Linked DNA regions of Mus musculus: regions 1, 2, 3, 4, 5 and 6 are each linked to region 7. A link is a loop called in an ENCODE intact Hi-C map of the cell type or tissue named here. Cell type or tissue: left cerebral cortex. All regions are shown on one strand.

Evidence for each region. Hi-C counts contacts between places; a loop is a spot of excess contacts. Peaks named below come from ENCODE experiments on the same cell type or tissue, not always from the same donor. Only the 100,000 strongest peaks of a DNase experiment are listed, where the experiment ranks them.
Region 1: it touches region 7 in a loop (5-fold over the local background); 21 of 42 quality-filtered maps call a loop at or near these places.
Region 2: a loop joins it to region 7, with 2.4 times the contacts of the local background. A loop is called at or near these places in 3 of 42 quality-filtered maps.
Region 3: a loop joins it to region 7, with 2.1 times the contacts of the local background. A loop is called at or near these places in 5 of 42 quality-filtered maps.
Region 4: a loop joins it to region 7, with 8 times the contacts of the local background. A loop is called at or near these places in 25 of 42 quality-filtered maps.
Region 5: it touches region 7 in a loop (7-fold over the local background); 21 of 42 quality-filtered maps call a loop at or near these places.
Region 6: a loop joins it to region 7, with 2.1 times the contacts of the local background. A loop is called at or near these places in 12 of 42 quality-filtered maps.

What each region holds. Positions count from the first base shown.
Region 1 is chr7:74,365,616-74,369,615 of GRCm38, forward strand. The region is part of intron 2 of Slco3a1 (solute carrier organic anion transporter family, member 3a1); the gene reads right to left. Among named protein-coding and RNA genes, the nearest start is that of Slco3a1, 190 kb to the right of the region's middle. In left cerebral cortex, CTCF peaks have their summits at 1,918 (motif pointing right) and 2,841 (motif pointing left); a DNase peak (open chromatin) is centred at 1,940.
Region 2 is chr7:74,948,090-74,952,089 of GRCm38, forward strand. No RefSeq gene overlaps it. Among named protein-coding and RNA genes, the nearest start is that of 4930533N22Rik, 80 kb to the right of the region's middle. In left cerebral cortex, a CTCF peak has its summit at 2,119 (motif pointing right); a DNase peak (open chromatin) is centred at 1,760.
Region 3 is chr7:74,499,283-74,503,282 of GRCm38, forward strand. The region is part of intron 2 of Slco3a1 (solute carrier organic anion transporter family, member 3a1); the gene reads right to left. Among named protein-coding and RNA genes, the nearest start is that of Slco3a1, 53 kb to the right of the region's middle. In left cerebral cortex, no CTCF peak of the experiment used is centred here; DNase peaks (open chromatin) are centred at 2,129 and 3,922.
Region 4 is chr7:75,108,778-75,112,777 of GRCm38, forward strand. No RefSeq gene overlaps it. Among named protein-coding and RNA genes, the nearest start is that of 4930533N22Rik, 81 kb to the left of the region's middle. In left cerebral cortex, a CTCF peak has its summit at 2,059 (motif pointing left); a DNase peak (open chromatin) is centred at 2,086.
Region 5 is chr7:74,375,124-74,379,123 of GRCm38, forward strand. All of the region lies in intron 2 of Slco3a1 (solute carrier organic anion transporter family, member 3a1), which reads right to left. Among named protein-coding and RNA genes, the nearest start is that of Slco3a1, 180 kb to the right of the region's middle. In left cerebral cortex, a CTCF peak has its summit at 3,937; DNase peaks (open chromatin) are centred at 1,708 and 2,678.
Region 6 is chr7:74,717,543-74,721,542 of GRCm38, forward strand. No RefSeq gene overlaps it. Among named protein-coding and RNA genes, the nearest start is that of Gm30459, 46 kb to the right of the region's middle. In left cerebral cortex, no CTCF peak of the experiment used is centred here; a DNase peak (open chromatin) is centred at 1,975.
Region 7 is chr7:74,553,544-74,557,543 of GRCm38, forward strand. Slco3a1 (solute carrier organic anion transporter family, member 3a1) reads right to left here and starts at 1,237. Exons shown (of 10, transcript NM_023908.2): 1 at 868-1,237. The coding sequence starts at 1,047. In left cerebral cortex, CTCF peaks have their summits at 721, 921, 1,621 (motif pointing right) and 2,088 (motif pointing right); DNase peaks (open chromatin) are centred at 650, 1,281, 1,637 and 2,056; H3K4me3 peaks cover 2,553 bases; H3K27ac peaks cover 2,370 bases.

The DNA.
Region 1 (4,000 bases), 190 kb before region 7:
TCAAATCCATACTCAGTGGAGAATGATCGGAGGCTAGATCAACAACAGAGGAGGGGAGCCGACCAATGTATTCCAGGCCACTGACCTTGGGGCTGGGAGGCCAGGGTCTGGAGTCACCAGCTGTGCAGCCTTGGGGACGCTCCAGCCTCCATACACTCATTTTAGAGTGGCTGTGATAAAAGCCCCTGCCTCTCAGGGCTGCTTTGAGGCTTAAGTGATTAATGAACATCAAAGGCCTTTCACAGTTCCTTTGCATACAGTGAAATGGTTGCCACATTTTTATCATGATTGACAAGAAGGCACACGTCAGCATCTCTATTTTCCACAGAGAAACACTGACATGCATCTAGCTAAGGCCTGCCTGTCTAGTCCTATGTGTAAGGTTCATGTTTATAAGGAGTAATTAGAGAAGACTCGTAGAGATTTTCCAATGACTGAAATCCCAGGAACGAATGAGGAAAGATTCTAAGACTGTATTTTTTCCTTTCTTTTTAACTGAGTGTGTGTGTGTGTGTGTGTGTGTGTGTGTGTGTGAGAGAGAGAGAGAGAGAGAGAGAGAGAGAGAGAGAGAGGGAGAGGGAGAGAGAGAGAGAGAGCATCTGCGTATATGATGTGTATATGGTGTGTGTATATGTGTGCAAGTGTTTGAATGTGTGAGTGCAAACACACACCTGCACACACAGAGGTAGAGGACAGCCTTGGGAGTTCACCTCACTGTCTACCTTGGTAGCCACAGGATGTCTTAGTCCTCATTGTGTAGGACAGGAGAGCAGGCCTCCAGCTTCTGGGGGAATCTCCCTTCTTGCCTCAGGACCACTGGAATCTACCTTAGCATGGGTTCTAGCATTCTGCACTAAGGTCCTCACACTTGCGAGGCAAACACTTTACCATCTGTGTCACCTCTCTGGTCCCTAGAGACTGTGTCTAAAGCACAGACTATTTCAGAGATTGCAATAGAGTCCAAGGTGCTAATCAAAGGGAAATGCAAGCAGCAGACACTCCTGGCTGTCCTTGAGAAGGTGGCAAGGGAGGAGCTAAAGCCCAGCCTCAGGAGGACACCAAAGGACAGAGGTCTCACATGACAGCCTTGACTTCTTAACAAAACTGAGTGAGACAACACAGGGTGGGGGAAGGGCAGAGCTAAGGGTTCTGTGCTTGACAAAAAAAAAGTCTAGTCTTTGAGGGAATGTAGTGGTGTCCTGGAGAGAGATACAGAGATTACTCTCAGAATGTGAAGATTTCTCTTCTGTGACATCTGGCCTGGTACACGCTGGCGACTGCTTCTGCCTCTGTAGGAGGAGAATGATCTAACTCATCTCTAGTTTGTGTAGTCGTAAAAGTAATACATTCTGAAAGTGGAGCCGCTCTCACCCCGCCATCCTGGAGTGACCACTTCTTCATATAAAGTTGTGGTCAGGGAACCATTCTGAGGAGCATGTCTGAGGAGTAGGATGAGAAAGCAGAAACTCAGAGAGGGGAGGGAGCAGCTCTAAGGACGTCCAGCGTCTCCATGGTGGAGATGGAGATAACCTCAGGTTCTAAGAGGAGGTGGATGTGACCTCGGGTTCTAGGAACTGCCCTACAAAATGCTACCATGACAACATAGAAAGAGGGCCGTTGACTCAGTCAGACTCAACCACTTTGGCTCATGCCTCAATTTCTAGATGACCAATAATATCTCAATGCCACATCTGGGAATAAGAATATCTGCCTTGTCAAACTGGGACTATTAGACACATTGGTGGGTGCACACAATATGACGGATGTCACCATAACTGTATCAGGACTGAAAAGATTGGGGAGGATGTCCTGTATGGCGTCCCCTCCTTAGTGTATGTTTCTGTAGCTGGGCTGCCTTTCTTTTAACTCTGCCTGGTCCCCTCCGGGATGAGGACACTCAGGCTGACTGTGACTCCTCTCACTAGAGGGCAGCACCAGTCTAGAAAGGAAGGAGCGCCCAGCTTTTCAAGCATCATCGGGCTCTCTTTGCCAGTAGCCAGTGAAACCTTTGGTGAGAACGTCGCTCTCCTCATCTTACAGTTGCCCTCCTTGCCCTCCATTTATACAGATTTAGCTCTCTGTCTTCCAAACCTCAGGTTGAAAATTCTCCCCTCTTAGGGAGCCTTCTGCATGCAACATGCATGAATAAAACATGATCGGTAAACAGCAGGAAGCCTGCAAGACACACAATACATATTTATCCATTGCTCACTGGCCACAGTCTGACAGCATTTTAACTGATGTGCTCTTGTCTGAGGAGGAAGAAGAGGAGGAAGAGGAGGGGAGAAGGCAAGGAGGGGTGGCAACCATTTATCCAGCACTTAAGACACTCCAGACGGTGCACAATTCATGAAATAAAATTATTGCTATGTAAAGTTTATAAAGAAAACACAACACTAACTCGGCTAAAGCCATAGGGCTATGACAGAGGCAGAGCTCATGTGGCTCTTCCCTCAGACTTATCACTAACTTCAAACTTGGTTGTACAGTGGAATCGCCTAGGAAACATAAATACTAATCCTGTAGGCCTGGCCCCTGATGCTGAGGAAGGCAGAGCAGGATGCTGCATGGGCACTACTCCCCACCTCAGCTTGGACTAGCTATCTTTCTTGTCACCGTGACTAAACACCTGACAACACTTATCTTGGCTCATGGTTCGAGGACACCCTGTGTCTGTCAGGAAAGGACAGTGGTGTGTGGTGGCAGGAGCTCATGTCTGAATGGATAGAAAGAAAGAGCAAACAAGAAGATGGCAAGGATATAAAGCCGGATCTGGTGACCTACCTCCCCAAGGGAAGCTCCATCTACCAAAAGTTCTACACCCTCCCAGAACAGCGCCACCTGCTGAAGACTGAGTGCTCACACCCACAAGAATCTGTGGGTCACTTCACATGCAAACACAAGAAAATGTAACATGTAGTACATGTAGTACGTGTAGTACATATGTAACATATGTAGTCAGGTAGAGAACCTTGGGCTTTTGAGGCTGACCTTGTGGTTCCTCGTTGAGCTTTAGCTCCAAGGCAGTGGACGGGATCTAGAAGGCACCTAGTGATAAGAAAGGGCTTGGGCTCTATCCGAGGCTAAGGCAGAGAGGGGGCTGGTCTAAAGCATGGACGTGGGGCGGGGCAGAACCTTAATTCCACTGGCAGCCAGTCAATCATCTCTGTACGCTGCCAGTACTGTGTACACTCTGATGAAAGCATGATGTGGTGCCTGGCACACCTGGTGTGGCCTCTAATGCTAGATAGCATGGCCTCAATCAGCTTAGCCCTCAACCCAGGTTTTCTCTATTGGAGGCAGAGTTGAAATCCCACACACCGTCCTAAGTCTGCCTTAGTGACTGCCTCCTTTGCTGAATCTCTCTAGGTTCCCTCATTTTTCTTCCCTTCTCTCCTTTGCCACACAGTTGGTCAGTCAGTGGTGTCTTCAGAGTTCTGCTTATGGTCTGTCTGGATACAAGACCAAAATTTCTTATTTGGAGAACATCTTAACAATCAGAGACACAGGGAAGGCAGATACCCTAGGTGGTGGTCTTGTTTAAATTATCTTTTCTAAATTATCTTTTCCATAAGAGCAACAGAGCCGGCCACTAGCCTTGGGCAAGGAGCCAATGCTTATTTGCTAAAATACCAGTTGATTGCCAGGGAGCCTGGAGCGGTGGTGAGGTGGGGGAGGTAGGAAGCCACACGTTATGGAAAGCGATGCAAGCAAATGAACGTCATCCTATGTGGTCAGGGCTCTCCAGGGTGGGGAGGATCTGCTGCTGCTATACGTTGCTGCTATACGTTGTAGCTGCTTCTGACTACTTGGCTTTTCAACCCAGCAGAGAGAGACTTCTTTCCTTCCCTCCAGCTTTCATGTTTGTGAGATCACAGGCCTCTTGGCTGACTGGCCAGCCTCTGGGTACCTGGATGTGATGCGTGTACCAAAGAGCTTGAGTCAAAGAACTCTCCTTCACAACGCTCGGAACATGCTCTGTCTCTATCCTAGAGCCCTT
Region 2 (4,000 bases), 390 kb after region 7:
CCTAAAAGCTACGGTTACATCTAGAGATCAGTACAGAAAACAATATCTGGTTTACCCATAGATAGCAATTGATCAAGGGTGCTCAGTCCCAGTGGATGTATCTATAATGTAACTCCTACACCTAAGGCTCAGGGTAGATAGATAGGTGGTGGGTAGGTGGGTGGGTGGATGGATAGATAGATAGATAGATAGATAGATAGATAGATAGATAGACAGATAGACTGAATGGATAGAATAGATACATGATCTGTAGGACACCATTCATTGTTAAGGGTTTTGTTTTTCTACAATGTCCCTGTCCAAGTTTAGCATCAGTGTTATTTAATCCTCATTAAATTTGCTGGGAAATAAATATTCTAGTCTTTTCTTTCTTTACATCATTCTGAGTGCATGAAATTGCATTTTCTCCCTAAATCTTTCCTACACAATGTACCAAAGAACTTTCTCAATTGCATTTTCTCTGTAAGTTTTTGACCAAAATTTTTATTTCTTTAATAGTTGTGAAGACTTTCACACTTACACTTCCTATTAGTCTTCTCCAAGTGTGTTCATATGTTCATGTTCATGTTCATATTCATATGCAGTATCAATTGCTTTCCACCATATATTTTTAATTAAATTTATTTAATCATCCTTTCATATCTATGCACAATGCATACTGATTCTTTGAGACAGGCTCTCTCACTGGGCCTGAGCCTCACTAATTTGCCTAGACTGGCTGACTGGCGAGCTCCAGGAATCTACCTGTGTCCACTTCCTCAGGGATGGAACTGCAGGCACAGGCAGTTGTGTGCGGCTTTTCCTTGGGCACTGGGGAACAAAGCCAGATCTGCGTGCTTGTGTGGCAAGCACTTTGGTGACTGATTCATCTCTCTGCCTTTCTATTAATTCTTATGGCACTTTTGGAAATGCTAAGGAATTTGTCAATTTCACCTGAGTTTACTGGAATAAAAAGAGTTCCCCTATCTCCTCTTGCTAGCCTATTGGTGTTGGCTGACTGGTAATGATGTACCAATTTTACCCTGAGAGTTGGTATTTTGTATTTCCTCTATTTTTAATATAGAACTTTTATCAGTCCTTATAGAGAACTAAACTGCATCTCTTTCAGTTATTCTCTAACGTGTATTTTCTATTTAATTGGCTTTAACTTTTCTCTTCACTGACTTTCTTTGGGTTGGGTTGGCATATCTTCCTGAAATTCTCTAACTGGAAACCCACTGGTTTTAAAGTTGGAGAGCTTCCAAGACTCCATATTCCTTTAAGTGTTGCTTTATCTGTAACTCCTAATTGCATATATCTTGTTTCCATTTTCACATAATTTTAAAACATTTCTGATTTTTTATATCCTTTTGCCAATAGATTATTTAAAGGTCTGTTTTCAGTTATTTCTGGTGGCAAATACCTATAATCCCAGTATTTAGACGGTGGATATGGGGATTATTAGTTAGTTTAAGTTCAACTACATGAGAACTTTAGGGGCAGCTTAGGTTACATGAAACCCAGTCTCAAAAAGAAAGTGTTAATTTTCAGTCCTAGAATTGCATTTCAGATATCTCAAGACTGAATTGTAAGTTATTTTCCTTACAATTTTCCTGGGACATTTAATCACCAGCACATGATCTACTTGGGTGTCTGATCTATGTGTGCTTGGAATGAAAAGCACATTTTTCACATGATGGTAATTGCTCTAAAAATGAGAATGTGTTTATTACAGCTGGCACTTCTCTTCAAACATCCTCCATCTTTTCTGAGAGCTCCATTAATTACTGAGAGCAATGCTGGAATCTCTAACTAGATGTGGAAGTGCCCACTTATCCATTACAGCCCTCCTGACAGTCCAAGTCTCCCTCCTGTTGCAATTTATAACTGTTTTCTCTTCCAAAATAGTGTAACCTTATTACCATTGTCTATTTACTCTTGTTAATTCTCCTCGTTCCCGCAGCTCTTTCTTCGGTATAAATCTACCTTTCTTATACTTACCGTTTACATCAAACAAATTTTTTTCAATCCATTAGCTTTCAATTTCTTTTGAATTAAATCATCCCCCTTTTTAAAAACGATGTTGTATTTTAAATTTGTAATTACTTGCATATGGGGTATGTTAGTATTCTTGGAGGCCAGAAGAGGGCATTGGTAGCTCTGGGGTTGAAGTTACAGGCAGTTGTGAACAGCCACACCATGTGTTCTGGGAAGCAAACTTGCATCCTCTGGAAAAACAACATAGTCTCTTAACTGCTCAGCTATGTCTCCAGCACAAAAACACATCTCATTTGTCATTATTAAAACCAGCATGTAGTGAGATTTACTTTTAAAAAAATCTAGTTTGACAACTTAATTTGTAATTGGAATGCATAGTAAATCCACTTATACTTATGTTAATTATGAACATATTTGCCCCTGTAAGTCTACTTGTTTGCTATTTATTTTCTAGTACTCTCACTTCTTTTTTACCAGTATATTTGTTTTTCCTTTGTAGGGTTTTTGCTCTGTGTGTGTGTGTGTGTGTGTGTGTGTGTGTGTGTGTGTGTTTCATATTAATTCTAATTATGCTGCCTCTTTTAGCTGGCTCTTTACTTTAGGTTTTAGAACATAAGTCTCTAACTTCACAGAATATACAGAATTATTTTAGTGCACTATCACATAAAACAGAAGACAATCACAGCAAGGTAATCCTATCTGTGACTCCCAATGTGTTATTGTTATATAATTTCCACACGCATGGTATAATGCCACTATAAGAGGAGATTGTAATTTTCATTTTAATTGGTGTCTTAGCCTTTCTATTGCTGTGATAAAGCAGTATGACTGAACAGGTTTATTTCAGCTTTCAACTCTTAGGGTAGAAAGTCTAGATAGAGACTTAAGACAGGAATCTAAGGGTGGGAAATAAATCAGAAGCCATGCCATGGAGGCTAGTTCCCGGATTCCCGTTCTCTGGCTTATGTGCAGCCTGCTTTCTTATACCCAGAACCACCTGCCCAGTGGTGGTTCTCTCCACAGTGAGCTGGGCCTTGCCACCTCAATCATTAATCAAGGCATTACTCCAAAGACTTGCTTACAGGCCAATCTTATCAAAGTATTTTATTATAATTAAAATTCCTCTCCCATGGATCAGAAAGATTGTAAGAGTCGGAGGAGCAGGAGGCTTGCTATGAGACTGACTCTTCTGGAGATATCAGAAGCTACACTCACATGGCTACACCAACATGGCTACCTAAACATAACCCAAACGAGAATAGCACCAATGGACATGCTGAAATGAAAAAGAGAAAACCCAGGAAGCCTCAGTCTCAGACAAAGAGCTGCAGGCAACTGGGAGTGCTGAGAGCCAGAGACAAAGTTTTACCCAGGGAAGAAGTCACCAATTGATTGTCCAGTAGCAAATGGTCAGCCTTTAAAACATAGGCATACAAGCAGGTTTTAGAAACTGTGCACGTTGTATTTATATATTTAGGGATATGCATACATGCATATGTAACAACATTTAAGGAGGAAATGTCATGATTTTGAAGGAGAGAAAGTGGGTGGGATATATGAGAGGTTGGAAGAAAGAAAGGGGAGAAACTGTAATTATAATATAATCCCAAAAAGCAAGAAAAAATTTTAAAAAGAATGTTCTTCCCAGACATGTCTTTGTGTCAGATAAACAAAAGCCAAACAGTATCTTTAGATACTCCCTTTTATGACATACTCCCTTAAATTATAACTGCTCGTGCATCACCTAAATTCTTTTCTTTGAATCATCAAGTCACAAATCTGTAGTTTTCTGTTGGAGTACTAGATGCCTCGTATTGTGAGGTCTAGATTGGGTGCACATAGAAGAAACTGTTGGTGGTGATTTTGCCTAGTTTTGCATAGAAATTTGAAGCATCTAATTTCCTCATGTTTCTGCTCCCTGTTGGATTTTCTACTGTGCTTGGAAGAACTTATCATTATTTTAAGAAGGAATGGTCCCACCCAAGCAACTTCACCATTAATGGAATGGAAATGTTCCTGATAA
Region 3 (4,000 bases), 54 kb before region 7:
ATTTAAATGGACTAAATGGACTCCATGTGTTATCCCATGCTAACTTCCTCCTTTGTGGGTAGAGAATGCTGCTGTTGTTGTTTGATTTTTTTAAATGGCACTCAGGATCAAACTACAGGCCTTTTGTGTGCCATCACATAGTCTACCACTGAGCCACAACTCTATGCCTCCCAGTGTGTGTGTGTGTGTGTGTGTGTGTGTGTGTGTGTGTGTCTGCGGGAACGCGCACACACATGCATGTTTCTATGTATGGGTGCATGTGTGTGTGGTTGTGGTAAAAGGCAGAGGACAGCTTTGAGTGTCAGTCCTCAGGCACCAGCAACCTTTGATTTTGAGAATGGTCTAACCAGTCTGGAGCTTGGCAGATAACTGAAGCTGTCTGGGCAGAGATCCACTGGGTTCCACGTGCCTCTGCCTCCCTTCTAATAGTGCCACTCCCTGGGCCAAGAGTACACAAACCACCACAACCTCCCAGTGCAGGGTGTTTTGCCCAGCAAACTGATGGACTGCCCCATGGTTCAAGCCCTCCGAATATTTGAATTTGTCTTATGACAGATCCAGTCCTCTAGCCCTTGGCATCTCTTCTTAGGAGCGGAATTGAGGATGAAGCCGTTAAAGAAGGAAGCCTTAGACTTTAAGCATCCCTTCTACCTGGCAAGGCTCAGGGAAGTTATCACACTACAGAAAGGTTGAGGGGTGTGTGTACAGAAATGTGTCTGCTGGGCCCAGAGTGCACAATGAGAAAGGGTTTGAGGAAGCTGTAAAGAAGGGAAACTCCAGCACAATATGAGGCAAACTTCCTGACAGCACCGATGGCTACAGCTAATGATAACGGAAGAAATGGACAGGTTGCATAGTCGACAGTGTTGGAGTGGAAGGCAGACTCCACCAGCTGCCTTGTTCCGAGGGGCCTGGGTTCTGAACACGCTTCATCTTTATACATAACGGACAATGGTGCATCTCTTTCCAGAACCTTGACGTGAATAGAAGCTATGCCCACCCATGTTCATCCTGCCCTCATGCACCTATCCTAGTTTTGACCCCCACTCTTCACCCTACCAGCACCTGTCTTTATGGACTTCAAACAGAGTCCTGTGTCTGCCTCCATCATGGATCTTGGCATTTCCCAAAGGTTTCAAGCTCTCTGGTGGATGTCCTTGATTCTGCTTGAGCCTGGATCACACCCCCCAACACCCACCCACTGCCTTCTGAACAGACCTCAGATACACCTGGAAAGTGCGGCACTCACACCCACAGCCCCGCTACATCCAGCTCAACCATTTTTGTAAAGTATGTTAACCTGCAGTTTACCCATGTGCTTCATTTGTAACAGCAAAAATTCTGAAAGCTCCTTTCTAACCATTGACAATATTACTAATATGATGCATGCTCACAAGGGAATATTTTGTATGCAGCCAGAACCATAGAAGAATATTTAGTAACATGGCAAAAAGCTCATAAAATATTAAGAGAAATGAAATTACAAAGTCTTATTTATTAGAAGCACATTTTTTTGCTGAAAAGCATATCAATGCAGAAAAAGAGACTAGAATTATATATACTATATAGCCATATTACTCTTTTTTTTATGTATTTCTGAAATGGCCAATAGTAAATGTGTAACACATTTCCAAGCTGTTTAAAGAAGAAAAAAAAAAACAAAAAAAAACCACCTTTGTCATTCTCATTTCACCTTTCTCCTTCTTAAACAAACAAAAAACCAAACCAAACCAAAACAAAAAACCAAACCAAACCAAAACAAAACAAAACAAAACAAAAAAAAAAAAAAACAGTCAATAACAAACTAAAGAAGCCACCAAGTAAAAGGCCAAAGTAAAGGAAGCCCACACGCCATCTAACTCACACTGTCATAAGAAGCAAGTTCCACTTGATATATTTTGAACTTGGAGAGACAAAAGGACAGCTAAGAAAACTAAGCTAATGGATGGTCACACCATGGAGCTAAGGCATGACGGGACTCCTAAAGGCTTGACTCTTGGACCTCAGGAATGCACAAATGGGTTTTCACCACAACCCTGCCCATTTGGTCCCTATGGGAACAAAGAGTGCCACGTGCCACCCTCGGGTCATTATCCAGCCATCCTAGGAGGCTGAGCTCCACACGCTGCTGTATTGAAATGGAGTGAAAAGGCGGCCAACAGAGCTGAGTCCCCATTCATCTAGTTTTGTCCCGCGGTAAATGAGTTCCCTCAACTCCCTCCTCACTCTAGAAAGGACCGGCTTCGGAACAGGGCTAGCCTTGTGAGAGGCCCATGAAGGAATCCAGGAGCATTTCGAGAGCTCAGCTAAGAGAGTCAAAGGAAGGAATCGCTTTAGTGAGAAATGCTGGGGGGACCTGAGTTGAACTCTTTCACTTTTGTCTGCATGCTGACCTACTGTGCGGGCAGCTAACAACAGGTCTGGTCTCAGATGACCTGTAACCTAGACAGTGCAGGCTGATTCTCTTGGCCCATGCAGCTTAAAGGATTCCTTGGAAAGAAGCCCGTATTTTTCCATATATAATATGTACATTGTTTCTGTCTCCGATCCAGTGTTAAGTTAGGCATGTTGACAAAAGGCCTGCGTTTCTAGAGCCAAACTCAAAGTTAGCAAATATTCTCCCTTTCCAAACAGTTCACCTAGAGCCCCAGCTTCATTTTCTTCTGATACCCCTCCTCTTGGCACTGTGTTCCCTTGGATATTTCTAAAAGCAGAGTTGAGTGGCTTCCAGATCTAGAGCCTAACTAAGAAGAGATAAATACTGTGACAGTCTCAGGACCTTGGACATGTCTTCATGGCTCCTGCCATAGGAGAACACACCAGATATTCCCTGCATAGGCTGCAGTCTTCTGAAACTGCTCCTGGAGAATTCAATTTAAAAAAAAAAAAAAACAAACTACCTATGAAGGCCAATCTGTGCAAAAGGCCTGCTTTCAGCCTCTCCTTCTAAACAGACCCATGAAACCATTTCAGAGAGACCTGGAAGATCTATCAGCACTACTATGCACTAGTCTGTTTGCCATGGTTTAGAATTTGGTGAGACAGACTAGAGCACTACACTATCCATATACTGTGCAAAAATAACACTCAACTGACTCTTCCATAGAAGAAAAGAGGAGCCCAAGTATAAATTTGGCTGATACAGTCTTCCTACCGAAAGATAACTACAAATCTCATATACCAGATCAGAAATTAAAAAAAAAAAAAACAAAAACAAAAACGAAAAACAAAAAACAAAAAACCACCTTGCCTTGTTTTGTCCTACCAGCCTTGGTTCTACCTCCCATCTCCCCAAAACCCAAATGCTCCCCTTGGCATAGAAATCATACTTCATTTGACTGTTCAAGAGACAAACTCAGCTTTTCATTGGCCAATTCCTTCAGGGTGATGTGATCCATTACTGCTACCAGAAAACTACTCTCCCAAGGACCTAGGAAAGCATCCTCAGTCCAAAGACTACTCAGCTGTAGTCATGGATACCAACTTAGCAACTTGCTGGCTTAACAGCAGCCAAAGGAAAAGAATCACCATAGTCACCGGCTCAGTGGAACCCCGCCCCCTCCAGGTACATGACCATAGAACCCCGCCCCCTCCAGGTACAAGACCATAGAACCCCGCCCCCTCCAGGTACAAGACAAGCCATAGCATATGGAGGAGGGGACTGTGCATCTTTGCTTCAACAGTTCTAAGCCCTGTGACACAAAGATGTCCTAACTGGGTTTGGCTTGGAGAGCGAAGGGTACATGCTCCACTTTTCTCTCATTCATAGGCTCCTCCTACACAAAGGTCATCCATCGATCTACAATACACTTGTTCAATCAAAGCATCAACTCTCTGGGAGGCCTCTGGGTGGAGATGTGCGCCCAGACATCCTATCTCAGAGAGCTCAGGATGTGTAAAGTAGAGGCTTGCTAGATAGGAAGCTTATGTCAAATTCGGAACAAATTCTATTTTAACTTAAGCCTGCATAATTAGCTGTATACTTCAAGGCACACTGCAG
Region 4 (4,000 bases), 560 kb after region 7:
CTATGTCCAGTTTTCTAAGGAACCACCAGACTGATTTCCAGAGTGGTTGTACCATCTTGCAATCCCACCAGCAATGAAGGAGTGTTCCTCTTTCTCCACATCCTCGCCAGCATCTGCTGTCACCTTAGATTTTTATCTTAGCCATTCTGACTGGTGTGAGGTGGAATCTCAGGGTCGTTTTGATTTGTATTTCCCTGATGATTAAGGATGTTGAACATTTTTTTCAGGTGCTTCTCAGCCATTCGGTATTCCTCAGTTGAGAATTCTTTGTTTAGCTCTGTAACTCATTTTTAATAGGGTTATTTGGTTTTCTGGAGTCTAACCTCTTGAGTTCTTTATATATATTGGATATTAGCCCCCTATCTGATTTATGATTGGTAAAGATCTTTTCCCAATCTGTTGGTTGCCTTTTTGTCTTATTGACAGTGCCCTTTGTCTTATAGAAGCTTTGCAATTTTATGAGGTCCCATTTGTCAATTCTTGGTCTTACAGCACAATCCACTGGTGTCCTGTTCAGGAATTTTTCCTGTGTCCATGATATAAAATACCTTGGTGTGACTCTAACCAAGCAAGTGAGAGATCTGTATGACAGGAACTTTAAGTCTCTGAAAAAACAAATCGAAGAAGATCTCAGAAGATGGAAAGTTCTCCCATGTTCATGGATTGGCAGGATTAGTATAGTAAAAAATGGCTATCTTGCCGAAAGCAATCTATAGGTTCAATGGAACCCCCATCAAAATTCCAACTCAATTCTTCACCAAGTTAGAAAGGGCAATTTGCAAATTCATCTGGAATAACAAAAAACCTAGGATAGCAAAAACTATTCTCAACAATAAAAGAACCTCTGGTAGAATCACCATCCCTGACCTCAAAGCTGCACTACAGAGCAATTATGATAAAACCTGCCTGGTACTGATACAATGACAGACAGGTAGATCAATGGAATAGAATTGAAGACCCAGAAATGAACCCACATACATATGGTCACTTGATCTTTGACAAAGGAGCTAAAACCATCCAGTGGAAAAAAAGACAGCATTTTCAACAAATGGTGCTGGTTCAACTGGTGGTCAGCATGTAGAAGAATGCAAATTGATCTATTCTTATCTCCATGTACAAAGATCAAGTCTAAGTGGATCAAGGAATGCCACATAAAACCAAAGACACTGGAACTTATAGAGGAGAACGTGGGGAAGAACCACACAAGTCTTATGCGCACTTTCTTGCATCCAATCTTCTTTGCCTGTGCTCTGGTTGGTATCCATTCCTGGGTGGGCATTGTTCTCACCCTAGAAATTCAAACTTGTGGTCATGTTCCAGACTCTTTGTTTAAAGCTTTTCTATGTTAAATATAAAGCAACTGGGATCAAGTAACTAGTCCTAGACCTCAAAACCTTTCTCTAGATGATATAAGTACACTCACACCCAAGAGACTGTGCTGGGGCTCCCAAGAGGAACTTCTTCTGGTCTATGATATTACCTTTTCATGAATCAGCTCAGCTGTGGGAGGAAAAATGTCCCATGATGATGGCCATTACGATGACCATCAGCTAGGTCAGTGGCTATCTGGTTTTTAAATAGAGCTATGTCAAGAGCCTCCTCCCATATGTGTAAGAGTTCAGGCTTTGAGGGGAGGTCTTCTTGCTTAAACACATTATTCTCATGAATTTCCAGGGATACCCAAAGGGTTTTGTTATAAGAAATTAACCAATGTCAGGAAACAGTAAAAAGCTGGTGAAATAAGCCTAGGTTCAAACTCAGCTGTATACTATGGTGCAGGGCAGGTCCACACAAATGTTTAACAAATGGTTACTGATCTACAATTCCTCCAGAGAAATTTCCTTATTTCAGATCTGAGCAGACAAGGAGTCTGAAGGAATTCCTTCAGAAAATGTCTTTTGGAATCGTCTTCACATTCACAGATATCCTAAAGAATAGAGTGATGGGAAATAAACATTTCCCCAAGGCTGTCTTCTTCTGCTGGATAGGGACTGGGTGACAAAGCTAACCAACCTCCGAGTAAAGACTGTCTTGCATGGTCCAGGTAGCTTCTGCCCTCTAGTGTTTGTATCGGAATAAAACAGCCTTAGACTTAAGTTTTTAATTAGCCGCGTGCTTCAGCAGCCTTGGCAGGTAGCTTCTCTTTGGAAACACTGCCAGGAAGGTTACCTCAGTGGAGTTGACTCATGGTGCCTCTGAAGCTTCCAATCATCCCATTCACACTGTGCTTCCGTGCTTGCTGAAATACGGAAGGCCTTCCATACCAGCTAAGATGACCTGAGCACCATGCTGCTGAAACTTTACAACCACCCAAACCATGAGCCATAGATATCTCTTCTCATTACACATTAACTGTCAGCAAAATTCTGCTATAGAACCACACAACGGACGAAGGCAGTCGTACGAATATACTTTCTCCTTTCTCAAACACTGGCACTATCTCCCACCAAAGAATAAAATCTGTTAGCCCTTCAGATCTTCTCTGTAGAGCCCAAAACTTTGCAAACTTAGGACATGACTTTGGAAGGAGGAGAAGGCAAAAGATCACAACCATGCGTTACTATAAATGATAAACCATCAAACTTCCAGGGCCCTTTCTGGTACCTTGTTCTGTTTACCCCACCAAGAACAACACATGGGGACATTTCTAGTCTACTAAGATTGCAGAGCTCCAGGATTCATCTGGGCCATGATTTTGCATAGAAAAATAACCTGAAATAGCTCCACTCTTGACGCTTAAAGTGTACTTACCTTCCATGTTACTCTTTGACCCATTTAAAATAAAGAAAATGAGAAATTTGCATAAGGTATCTGATAAATATTTCAGTCTTTAAAGTATCTTTTCCTGTCTCACGCCTATGTTAAAATAGCTCAGATTCAATAAATAAATTAGGCTTTAAAAAACATGTATATGTACATACTTAGCATGTATATTAGACAAAAAATTGTATGTCTCTCTCTGTCTAGTATGTGTGTGTATTATATGAGACATTTTTCCTGTTTCTGTATGTCATAAGTATCTACATTGTGTTTCCCACAATATAATTTTTAAATGTTGAGCTTCCTTTCAAGCCATCTATTCATCACCCAGGATGGGCACGCACACAGTCAGAGTTCCGTATGCAACATGCTTTCTCTGGCTCACTAGTCACAGCTGAGCAACACACTACCAAAATGCTTTGACAATCATGAGCTATAACAATGTTATATTTCCACTGTTCAAAGTGAAGAACACAGGTTGTTTTTAAAGGGAACCTTCTGAAAACCATCAGAACAGTGCCAGTAAACACGTCCCATGCATTCTAACGGAAGCGCTCCCACTTCAGGACTCTGTGGATAAGTAAAAATTGGCAATGCTTTGGGAGGACTTTAACCAATGTGACTCCTTTCCCATCCATTTGACAATTGCTTAACAGTTTGTTTTCTATTCATTTGAAAACCATTCTTTTGTGATATGATGCTCTTGGTAGGCCATTTTATTTATTTACTTTTAGGCTGACAAGTCCAAGTTACACGTATGTATGGTGCAACATTCTCTGATCTATAGACCTATAGATCTATAAATCTACATGACGATGAACTACAGAGACAATGACAGTCCCCTAAGATTAGGTTGCCTGGTAACTCTATACCTAGTTTTGCTTGTATGTGCACACACTCTATTGTTTGCACAACTTCAGAACTGCCTAACACTCATTTCTCAGCATGCACCTCTTTCCCTGGCTAAGCACATGCATATGTATACATTGCCAGGTGGCTAACTCAACCTATTTAACTCTACACTAATCTTTTTTTTTCCTTTCGCTATAATAAAATGCCATTTATGTTCAGACTGTGCTGAAATTACCACAAGTGCTGATCTGAAGAAATCTGAGCGAAGGCTCACATACATCACAAGTGAAGGCCGGGGCTGTCTTATTTGAAAGCCTCGTTCTCTTGTTCCTCTGAAGGACAGTAACTGGGATTCAGTAAACCTCCCTACCTACAGGAAATTATCAAG
Region 5 (4,000 bases), 180 kb before region 7:
CTATCAGAATTCAGGAAGAAAACTGAGGAGTACTTGCCCTGCCCTCTGGCTCAGCCAATTTGTACAGGGGCGGGGGGGGGGTGCGGGGGGGGGGGGAAGAGCGGCTGTCGTAAGTAAGAGCTGGCTTGTGTCCCTAACTTACCCTGGCAGTTGAAAAAAAAAGAAAGAGCCTCCTGGTTCCCAAGCATGTTACTCAGTAGGAGGGGTCAAAGTGCATCACACTCAGTCCCCAAATCACACCCGAGATACATTCATATGCCAGGAAAGAGGCACCGGTACAGGCTCGGCTTCTGAAGCCAGATGGGAAAAGTGACAGATTCTCAGAACTCACAACTGAAACATTAGGGCCAAAACAGAACCCATAGGCAGCCAAGGAATAGTCACAGCGACCCTCAACGCCACCCTAGACACTTCCATCAGGATGGCTACTTGGAGCCGCCATTTAGCCTGTGTAACCTCACACCACGGGGCATTTTTCTGAGCTACAGAGATGTACAGCACTTTACTGCCACACTCTGCCTCTGACTTGTGTTTTGTTAAAGGCTAAAGGGGGTGTGTAAGTGCCTTTACTTCGCCAGTTCCAAAGTCCTCCGCCCTGTCCTCTGAATCCCTTCCAACTGAGAGGACTCTGTGTTCCCTCTTCTGTAGCCCAGAAGACTGGGAGATGCCCCAAGATCAGAGCTACTCCACCTATGTCTCACACCCCAGGGATGGGGCAAAGGGCCTGGGACAGACAAGAGCATTAGGGTTGGGCTGTTTTTCTCTCTTCCATCTCTATGAATACCAGGTCCTCCAGGTCCCGCTCAGTCTAACACACTGATTGCAATGGCCCCCTGCCTTAAGCTCATCTTTCACCTCAGTAGTCCCCCAGCTTGCTTGTTCCTTTCCACAGTTCTTAGCCAGTTCCCAGAAAATGGTTTAGAAGTGTTGGATGCCTAACTCCCAGATTTCTGTGTTGGCCCTCTCTGAGTAGGGAGGTGAGTTCTCAGAGAGCAGAGCTCCATGTGTGGGCAGACTGGGAGGGACCCTAACCCTAATCAGCACAGACTACATAGTGAATGTCTAGATACCCATCCCTATCCATAGCCAACATCAATGGGTGCTCACTGTCCTATCACTTTCCCCTGCTCCTCTTATCCTGTGGAATATTGGTGCCCATCCCAGACATCATTTCAGCTGTAAATACTGCAGGATGCCCTGTTTACAGGAAAGACACACTGATGCTCTCATGCCCTGACACCTAATGTTAATTCTGAATGGTTGCTTAGCTTTCATGGCCTTAACTTACTGTATCCCGAAACAGTGGTGGGAGTTACCACCAAAACTCCCTTTGCAGACCACTAAGCCAAGGAAAGCCAGTGGTGTGATAATTCTGGTTTTGTGAATCAAAGGCCATGTGATCTTTCCACTCTGCCTTCACCTCGCTGGGGGCAGAGGATGACACGCTTGGAGAGCAGCTGGCTCTGAATGAGCCTCATGCCCACACAGCACAATGTCTTGAGTCTTCACTGTACTCTGCCCTTCTTGAATCTGAGCAAGAATCCACCCTATTTGGCTGCTTTTAGCATTCTTTACTTTTCTTACTTTAACAGTATAAAGTTATAGCTCTAGTCACGTTAACGACTTCTGGCTTTATTTGCAGTCTTTGGGGAGAGAGGCAGGAAAAGACACGACAGATTTCTGTGTGGATTCTCCAGCACAGTCGCTCCGGGGAGGGCATTCCCCAATGATTCATAGTGACTCATTCATAACTTCCCCAGCAGATCTCAGCAGCGAAGGCAAACGCAAAGGAATTTTCATGGTTGAGGGATGCCTCTTCCCCTAGCCGGCTGGGCTCCTACCCTGGAGTCCCTTTAACCTGGAGCCTTTCATCTAGGTGTGGATGTTGATGGGGAAGCATCGGAACTGAGAACTGGGTCTTGCAGGATCACTAGACAGATCTGTATGCATGGGATAACACTGCTCTCACAAAACAAAATTGTGAGTGCCAATGACTTCTTCCTCAGATATTGCAGTACAGCATCGATCGAAGGACAGGGGAGATGACCCCTCACTGAGAACCACAGAGTCTCCGCCCTCTGTATGCACCAGTTCTCAAACTGTTATCACATTGCATCAAAAATACCTGCATGTACATCTGGGTTAGTTTCCTTAGGTCAGGACCTCTGAGCCCCAGCTATCAAAAGCTAAGTAATTCCTGGATTGGGTAGGATGCTGTCCTGGGTATTTCAGGTACTTAGGTGGACTCTCTTCCTGAAGCCCTGATAACCCAAACTGCCCAGAGGTTTCCCGTTATCCCTAGGCGGGTAGAAATGTCCCTGAGGGAAAACCCCTGATTCAGCGCATAGACTCGGTAATCTGTGACCTCTGCAATAACTGTGTTTCAATAATACCCAGTAGGATTGACTCTGAGTATAAGTCTTAAAGTAAGGGTTGGATTCCAAGGAACTGCCATGCGAAGCAGGTTGGAGATACAGTGCGATACAGATGGGACAGGTGAGGCTCAGAAGGTTCTGGGTCTTCTCAGCTACACAGTTAGGAGGGACGTGGCGAGTAAGTGTAGATACACTACGTCCAAACCCTAATGAGGGGAAGGCAGAGAATAGGGAACTCAAAGGAGGCTCTGGATCCTCCAGCTTTCTAGCTCCGACAGCCAAGGAACAGGGCAGATGATGCCACACAGACAGAACATTCTAAGCGCCTGCAGCTGTTAATTATAGAGGAGCGTGTTCTGAGACATGCTTCAGTCTGGATGGAGCCTCTGCGCTGACTGCAAACTGCCTGGAGCCTTGTGATCCGACCGAGCGTGGGGAGCGGCGGAGTCAACTCTTAAAAGCCTTCTCCAGTCCTTAAACTAGAGAATTAATGATAAGTGATCATAATTTGAACCACACGTACAACGTGGGGTGGCCAGACAAGGCTCAGAGCCCCAGTGCAATTGGTTTGTGAATGAGTTTAGTTCCAAGGCTTAAACACTATCTTAATTAGGTTTGGAGCTCACTTCCCTTTTTCTGAACAGGAAAACAGAATGGAGTAAGTAGCGCCGTAAGCAGTAAGTAGTAGATTCATATTTGAAGGTTGGGTGGGAGACGGATTGGGATTCCCATGGTTTGTGATAGGTACCCAGTTTGCTGAACAGCAAAGGTCTAATTCTAACTCCCTGAGGGCTTTGTTTTTTTTTTTCTTTCAGCATCATGCTACTGTAGCCGAAGACATCAGCTTCCCACATCTGTAACTCAAATACACTCACCCATCTGAGCGTGCACAGCAGTGTTGTTAGCAGGCAGCCTGGGGGTGGATAGTTAGGGCCAGAGTGTTACCATGCCATGACTGCTTCAGCTCTCCTGAAATCCCCGGGAGAAACCTTAACCCTCAAGATGAGGATGTTTAGAGACAACTAGATCGTATGGACAGAACCCTTAGAATGAAATTAGTCACCTTATATACGATACCTAGGAGGTTTTCCCACTTTGCCTGCCCTGTTAGGATACAGCAAGATGTTCATCTAGGAGCCAAAAAGTAGCCTCTTGTCTGGATACTTTACTAAGGCTTTGATCCTGGATATCCAGTCCCCGGAACTACAAAAATAAAATGACATATCTGTTTGGCAGTCTATGGTTTCTGTAATGAACATAAAAGTTCAGTGCAAGTATAGGTTACCAGTCCTTGAGTTGTTGGTCAGAGGTGTCCTGGAGACCCTCCAAATAGTACAGGCTATTGCCATTGTTCCCAATTCCTCACCAGAACTTGGTGGTAAGACCCTACTGCAGATGATACCATGCATATATGTCGCATCATAGAGAGACATTGAGATGGTACTGATCAGGAAGCATTTTCCTGGCTGGCTAGCTTTATATTACTGGCAAACCTTATGCAGGCTGTTACAGAGAAAGTCATCAGTATTATTACCCAGTGGTAAGGCCATGTGAACTGCAATATGACCACTAGGGAAAGACACTTCCAGGAATGCAATGGTGGAATGAATGATATGGTGGTAACC
Region 6 (4,000 bases), 160 kb after region 7:
CCTTTCAGCAGACAGAGCCCATAACAGAAAGCCACATTTGGTCATAATTCAGAGATCAATGGATCCTGGGGAACCCAACCCCATTGGATAGATACATTTACAACACAAATCCTGCACCCAAAGCTCAAAGAACATCAAGGAATAGAGTGTGGGAAGACTGAAAGAGCCAGAGGACCAAGAAGTCTGAGGTAAGAGTAGATATTATACAGGGAAGATATATTCATCGTTCTTCAACATTATGGCTGCCTAAATAAGACTGAATAATGAAAATACCAACAGACATAATAACGTCAAAGGGGAAATTGTACTTGTTCTCATTCCTAGACCGAACATCAGACAACTAAAGACTGGAGAGAGAGAGAAAGAGAGAGAGAGAGAGAGAGAGAGAGAGAGAGAGAGGAGGAGGGAGGGAGGGGAAGGGGGAGAGAGGGAGAGGGAGAGAGAGAGGGAGATTTTGAGGGGGACTGGCATGGGTCCTTCCTGTATGGTCCTCAGGGGGGGGGGGGAAACTGAGCTGCTGACAATTTGACTTCAGATTTCTGTCCTCCTGATCTGGAAGACATCTTTGTTTTAGGCAGCTTTGTTGTGGTGCATTGCTATGGGTAGCCTTGGTGATGAAACATCTGAGTATTTTCTATGCCTTAGTGTACCCAAGTCGCACAGGTGAAACTGTATATATATATATGAAAGAATGAGAAGAAAAGGAAAGAGCTAGCTCTCTTGGAAAAAAAATACAAATGATAAAACAAACAAAAGCAAAGCTCTGAGAGTGCACTGGTTTGCTTTGGTTCTGAGACTCACTGGTTTGCTTTGGTACTGAGAGCTCACTGGTTTGCAGCCATTTGTGCTTTCCATGTTAATGAAAGCGTGGTGCACTTGCCTTTAGCTGTCTGAGGACTAAAGTCTCTCCTTTAAGGCATGCAAGCTCATCTCCCTTTCCCCAGGAGTACCTGGTGCTGGCTGGCCTCATGAAATACTCTGCTGAAAAAGAAAACAGCTTTGCTACATTTAGCATTTCCCAATCTTGGTTACACTTAACTTTAAACTACAGACCCCCTTCCCCACTTGTAAGGACAAAGATGATCAAGACAAGAGATGCAGAGCAGGTGGTTGAGATGGAAGTTTGCAAAGTAGAAGCAACCCATTTGTCAGAGAAAAGGTCACTTCATTTCTATAAATCTCTTAAAGGCAGCTAGACTTAAAAACCCTGTGGGTAGTTGGCTGTCTTCCCACATATCCAAACTAAACATTTCTTCATTAATAAACATACCGTCTTCTCTCCAAATGGAGCCTGCCGAGCCCTGGAAGCTGACAGGGCGTTTCTCTCCTCGTCTTCCGGAGACATTTCTGAGACAAATGTTGGAAAGTTTGTGAATGCAGAGCCGAGACAGCCCTCATGCACCCCTAGTTGTCTGAACGCACAGCAGATCAGAGCTCCTTAGCAATCCTGTGCAGAGATGGCTTTCAGTTTGTCTAACATAGTCCCACGTATAGTGCCTGAAGTCCAGAGGAAGTATTCATTCATAAAGGTCTAGGGTCGTTACATCTCAGCTAGGAATGCTGCCCAAGGAGGGTTAAAGGTCTTCCCTGATGTCTTGTCTTCCATCTCCCCCACCTGCTGGGGATGCAAGATAAAATGAAAAGACTGTGGCTCACTGGAGTCTCCCTTTTGGTCAGTTTTTCTTTGGTGAAGAGTGGCTCAGGGGAAGACAACTGTTGGCTAAAGAACAACTGTGAAGAATGGGAAGAGGGTGTGCTGTTGGCCAAGACCTTTAATTTGGAGTTAATGACGCACGACCATTTAGTGAGCACGTACTATGCGCCATGTCCTGTTCCAAATACCGGAGGTGTAGCGATGAACAAAACGGGCACAATTTACTACGCTTGGAAAGGAAGGTGGAGGAGGAAGTACAGTAAAAGCCTGAATCAGTAAAGCATGGCGTTCACCAGATGGTGGTATGCACTGTGTGGGAAACAGAGAGCAAGCGGGTGGTGCGCGTGCTCAAGTTTGGGGGAGGGTGTGGAATTTTAAACAGGATGGTCAATGCTGAAGAGTTCTATGCGGAGGCGGTTCAGCATTTATATTCATTCATAGAATATCATGCTTGGAACCCCAACTGACACCTGCATCTGGGAACAGATGTCAGGAGCCAGAGGATGGGGGGTGCACCCAAAGCAGTTTTGTCGTAAGTTGCACACTGCTGTTTCCCCGTAGAGTCTTGTGTTGTGCGCCGTGAGTCAGTATTGTTAGACCTGGGCATGGTCACACACGGGTCATAAATGAGTATGGCTCAGACTTGAAAGAGGCCTTGCTGCCACCGGACACACTCAGAGAGGGGCCGCAAAGCGAGAGCGTCAGCGGTGCAGTGTGAGGGAGCTGCCTGGCACAGCGCCTTGGGCTTTGGAGTTTACTCTTCAGTGGCGCTCTTCCCTTGTTTCCCACCCTGAGCGTTTGGAGGTGTGTCTTCCCAGAAAGAAGGGGGGAGGAGTCAGACCGAGGGTTTCTCCATATATCACAAACTGTAACCTAACTTAATGTATAAGCAGTACATAGTGAGCTAGTCATCCCGTAGTCAAATAAGACAGACAGGAGTTGTAGCCCATCAGGTAGATACCACCCTACTATCTTCTCTCTGACTAAGAATGTAAACTGCTCATTTTGTAAGATGGAACACCAGGATTTTTTTTTTTCTGGTCTGTTGTCTGACTCCAGAATAATAAAGCATTTAAGACTTGGGGGGAAAAAAGACTTTTTTAAATTTTCTTTTACAGACTAAATTGATGTAAATGAACCTACAGAATATATAACGGAAAAATAAGGGCTCAGTGCCTGCCAAAAATGAGAAGGAAAGGGAATGGGGAAAGCAGAAAGAACAGAGGACCAAATAGGAAGAGGGAAAAGGCTTATCTTTTCTACACACTGCTGGAAGACCAGTGGTGACCTAAGATCTGATAGCAGGAGGAGCGGGAGAGGGACAGACAAGGGACAGACAGACAGAGCCTGCGAGGTCCTGGGAGGAGTTTAGTTTCCTTTCAACTGAATGGGAAATCTAGTTAGATTTAAAGACACGGGGAAGGCTGCTTTCTTGGATCTGGCCTAGGGCCTTGAGCTGGAGTCCTCTCTCAATTTCTAGGGTTTTCTCCAGCAGAGGTTAGCAGAGTCCCTGTTTTAAATGATCTGACCAAAAGCTGAATGAGTACTGACACAGAATTGCAAATTTCTCATTAATGTGACCAATGAAGATGAATTATGCCAATTGTCCAGTCAATGAGGAAGTTTCAAGCTTTCAGTCAAAGCCTAATTTCCTAGGAATATAAAGTTTTGGTTGAGATTTTCATGTTCAAAGTCAGGCTATATGACTAGCACTTGTTAGTCATATAGAATCTTGGGAATTTTGAGCTGGAGAGATAAGACGGCTCAGGGGTTATGTGTGCACATTACTCTTGCCAAGGGCCTGAATTCAGATTCTGGCCCTGATATTGGGTAGATCACAGGTGGCAGAAATGCCAGCTGCAGAGGGTTCGACGTCCTCCTCTGACTTCTGCAGGCACCTGCACTCGCATGCAGGTCCTCACATAATACATATACTTTAAAAAATAAATCTAAAGTAAATGCAGAATCTCAGACCCCACAAAGATCTGATGCGTTCAGAACACAGGGCTAGGGTAGCAAGCCCTCTAGGTCTTGAAAGTGTTTTAAGTAACTGCCCAGAATCAAACCAGAGAAGCCCTGAAGCCTCTGCACCAGTGTGACCTGGAGTAACATTCCCCGGGTTCTCTGTGCTTAGTTTCCTCGTTTGAAAATGTGACACGTAAATAGGTTGTATGGTGACTATGCAGTGCCTGGCAGTCGATAGGTTTTTGTCATTATGGAATGGCTGCTGCAGGCTGAAGCTGAGGAGATGGAAAAGGCTATGTTTCTGCCCTTTTAGAATCTCCATTCTGGTTAGAATGATTATAATTGATGATAACACCGAAGTTACATGTTAATGTGTGTGAA
Region 7 (4,000 bases):
TAGGTCTGGAAGTGCACTGTCTGAAACTCAAGTGCGGACCACCTGAGCAAGACAGAAGAAAGCGACAAAGTAGGTACTTGGTAATCCTTACAAGTGGATTCCCTGGGCATAGTAGGTGTCCATGGGCCTTTGGGCATCAATAATCCCTTTCTGGAGACAAATAAAGCAAATACATATTGTACAGATGATCCACTCCCCGTGTGGGCGAGCGACCATGATGGGGAATTAAGGTAGAACTACAGAAACTCGCAGCTGCTCTCCAGGTACTATAACTTTATCCCTCCACAGAAAGATGGCTATTGGGATCTGGGTGGGACTAGTCCCCCTGCAGTTACCGCTGAGCTCAGGGCCACACTCGGGCGCCTTTTAAATTCCCCCAGCAATTGGTGGATGGAGAAAGAGCCAGGGGGAAAAAAGATGCATAATGATTCGTTCACCGGGCGGATGAAACGGAGAGTAGAGGACGCAGGATGCTAACTGGCTTTTCCTCCCATGTGCAGGTCACCTGAACCGCGATGCCTTCCAGTCTCTGAGGAGGCTCCCTGAACTCGCCATATGGCTCCGTTTTCAAGAGGGGAGAAGAAACAGTTTCATGCCCACCTGCCTGCGGCATCTCCTTTCAGGCACCCCTTCCCTAGCCCCTGCCCGGCGCGCGAGCTGCCGGCATCCACGGTCCCGCCCGCTCCGAGCTCCGGCCGGCAGCTCCCCCGGCGGCCGCCTCTGCACCAGTCGCCAACCTCCGTGCCGGGCCGAGGTCATGCCCGCCTGCCCCCGGAGCCGGCGAGGCCCCTTCCCGGTGCCAGGCGGCAAGCCCGAGAAGCGCCGGCAGGGAAGGGGGTCCGCCGCAGAGTTGGCACCCGGACTCACCAGGTAGGCGCCCACCGTACCCTGCGCCAGCATCAAGGCGCACTCAGACACCAGGAAGATCTTGATGTTGGAGAAGCAGGACACCTTCTTTTTCTTCTTCTTGTTCCTCTGCGCCTCGTCCCCCTGCAGCTCGCCGCTCCGGCCGCCGCCCGACGAGCCGCCCGGCTTCTTTCCCTGCATCCTTCCCCCGCCGCCGCCGCCGCCGCCGCTTTCCCGCTCGCCCCGGGTGTCGTGGCCGTTGCCGGGCGGGGGTGCGTGCCGCGAGGCTGCGTACTGTCCCCGCCCCGGGCCCGCGGCGGCCGCCCCCGTCCTGCCGCGGCTAGAGAGGTTGAAGGCTCCGCTCCTCGCTGCCGCCGCGCTAGCTCCCTTCCTCCTCCTCCTCCTTCTCCTCCTCCTCCTCCTCCGCCCTCCCTTCGCCGCCTCCTCCGGCTCGGGCTGTGCCAATCACAGGGACTCCTCGCGTCGCCCGCTGCTGCCGCCGCCTAGCCTCTCTCGGACTCTCGCCGTTGCCTTCACCGGCTTCCCCTGGCCCGCCGGCTTCGCTTGCCTTCACCCCTAGCGCCCCAAGCCCGGGCCGGGGCCTGATCGCCGCCTTGAGCCCCGGGCTGCGCCGCTACTGGCTGCGGGTGCGTCCCTGGGAGGCACGAGGGGACCTGCTTGGGGCACTAAGGGCTTGCTGATGGTCAAGGCCGGCGGGGTCTAACTACCCAGCGAAACTGCAAAATCCAGGAGTCCTGGTGGGGTAGGAGGCTGAGCGAGGAAGGTGCTACCCGGCCACTAGGAGGCATTGTGGGGCCCAGGGCACCAAGGCGGAAACTGGGTGGTACTAGGACTAGCAATGAGGTGCAGAGATGGGAGTATCCAGGCACCCTACTTCTAGTGCGGGTACCGGACTGCTAAGGCCGGAGAGAAGAAGCAATTTTCATAAAGAGAGTATCGCAGGAGCTGTATTCGGCTTGGTTTAGGGATTTCTAAGGACAGACGTTGTGCTCTGGGGCTCTGGAAGATGCCGAGATAGGAGCTGCCATTGGCTCCTTTGGTTTGCCAGCCTCTGCTCCTGCATTCAGTGGCTACTGGACATATCTAAACCGCCCATTCCCCGAAAATGGGAGAAAGAAACAGAACCTCTGAGAAGGGAAGTTAGAGCTTCAGGGAGTCTCACATCTTCCCCCAGCCTCCAAGTACAGGCAACTGCAGATCACAAGGACCCCAGCAGAGGGCCTTGTTTAGTTCTCCAGCGGCCTGCGGTTGGAGTTCAGGAAGGGATGAGCCACAAGCCTGCTGTGTCCCCACCCCTCTCCTGACTATTGTGGCCCTCCCTGGCTTGGCCTGAAGGTCAGCATGCAGCAGAGCCAATTGTCATCAGTCCTCCGCCCCTTGCTCCCCAGCATTCCCTAGGATTTTGGTCCACAAGGCGCCTCTGATAGGATGTACTGATTCAGGCAGCAGCGTTTGGAAGCTAAGAGAAAAGTGGATACGAACAGAAAATACCTAGCATTGTTGTCCACGTTAGTGATGGAGAAGCCAAAGCCTATTTGGAGAACTTTTCCTTGCTTTCCCAAGGGCCTATATCCCAATGCCAAGGCTTACATTCAATAGTGCATAGCAATTAGCACCGGCCATAATTTCTACTTTCTTCCAGAGAAATTGAGTAAGAATAGACGGTGGCACAGTGGGGGTGTGTTGTTTGCCTTACCATTTAAATATAAATTGCTTCATCCATCTGTCTTCCAGACATGACCTCACCTAGTCTTGGTGTGGTTTTCAATGTGCCTCCCCTTGTCTGGGGTACCTTCGGCCTAAATTACTCTCTGGCATCACTCTCTACAGTGTTCTTCTCTACCAGTGGTATTGTATCCTGGAGTTGTTAGGGTCAAAGCCTGTGTCCTGGCAGCCCTAAGAAGCTAGGCTCAGCCCCCTGTCTTCGGAATGCCAACTGAAGGAGCAAGTAACAAAAGAAGAGAAGAAAGATTATTCATTGTGGCTCCATTGGGAAGAAGAACAAATAGACAGGTCTAGTGATCTCCCCACTCTCTAACTGATTCTTCCATGTTCTGCATGAGCTTTAGGTACAAAAGGATATGAATCACTAAGTAGTCCAGGTCAAGGTACAGTCTTGCCCATCATTAACCCATCAACATCTGGGCTCCAGTCTGCTATGGGTGGTCTGACAAATTGTCAACTAGCTCTGCCAACTACCTTCCTGGAAGACAAGCTCCTCCTGTGGCTGGCACCTTGATCTTCTGGCAGCTTGAGATTGGTAGAGGAATTCCAATTCCTTCAGGACTGTTAATTCAATAGTCTGGTAGCCAAAAAGGGGGGGGGGGGCACACTTGTCTCTGGGCTCGTGTGTGGCTCTATTACACCATGGCTGAAATCCTTACTGTTTGGCTGTACCTTTCCCATCTCTGCCACCTCTGGGTATGCATTGCCAACCTTCTTTGGATCTTTTGCTTCTTGTTCTTGATCTTTCTCATGACTCTGCCCTTACATAGTCCCTCCTCACTAACCCTGATTCCTTTGGTGAGCTGGAAGACAGGGGGAATCTCCCTCTGAATGAGTCACAAGGCTGAAGGTTGAAATATCGGGGTGTGTTAGTCTTTGAGACTCATTTACATACCCTGCAATCACACAAATACCGATGTTCATTTTGTGCTTGCCTTGACCAAGCCCTCAGTATAGAGCAGCACCTTACCATAACCCCACAGCAACCTTCTAAACTAGATGGTGCACTTAGCCTTGTTCAGGGAGAAAACTGAGATCTAGGAAGGGGAACTAACTTGACCCATGCCACCCACTCACTCAGTCAAGGTTGGCAGAGCCAACAAAATGTCTACTGTTTCATCCTGCAGTCCTACCAGGAAGGTGAGAGTCACACCGTTCTCCTTAAAGGCAGAAATTCAGAGAGATGTAGTAGCTAGCCCAAAGTCACACACCAAATTGGAACAGGACTTCTGTCTCAGCCCGGGCTCTCTGCTTCAAATCACTTTGCCTCATGTAGACTCAGGGGAAGGCAACTTGACTTTATTTTAGATTTATAACATGAACTATCTTTAAATAAATTAGGCATAAATGCTGTCAGAGGTAGGGTTCTAGATTATGCATGTCTGTTCTTCCTGTCATTAATAGTAGC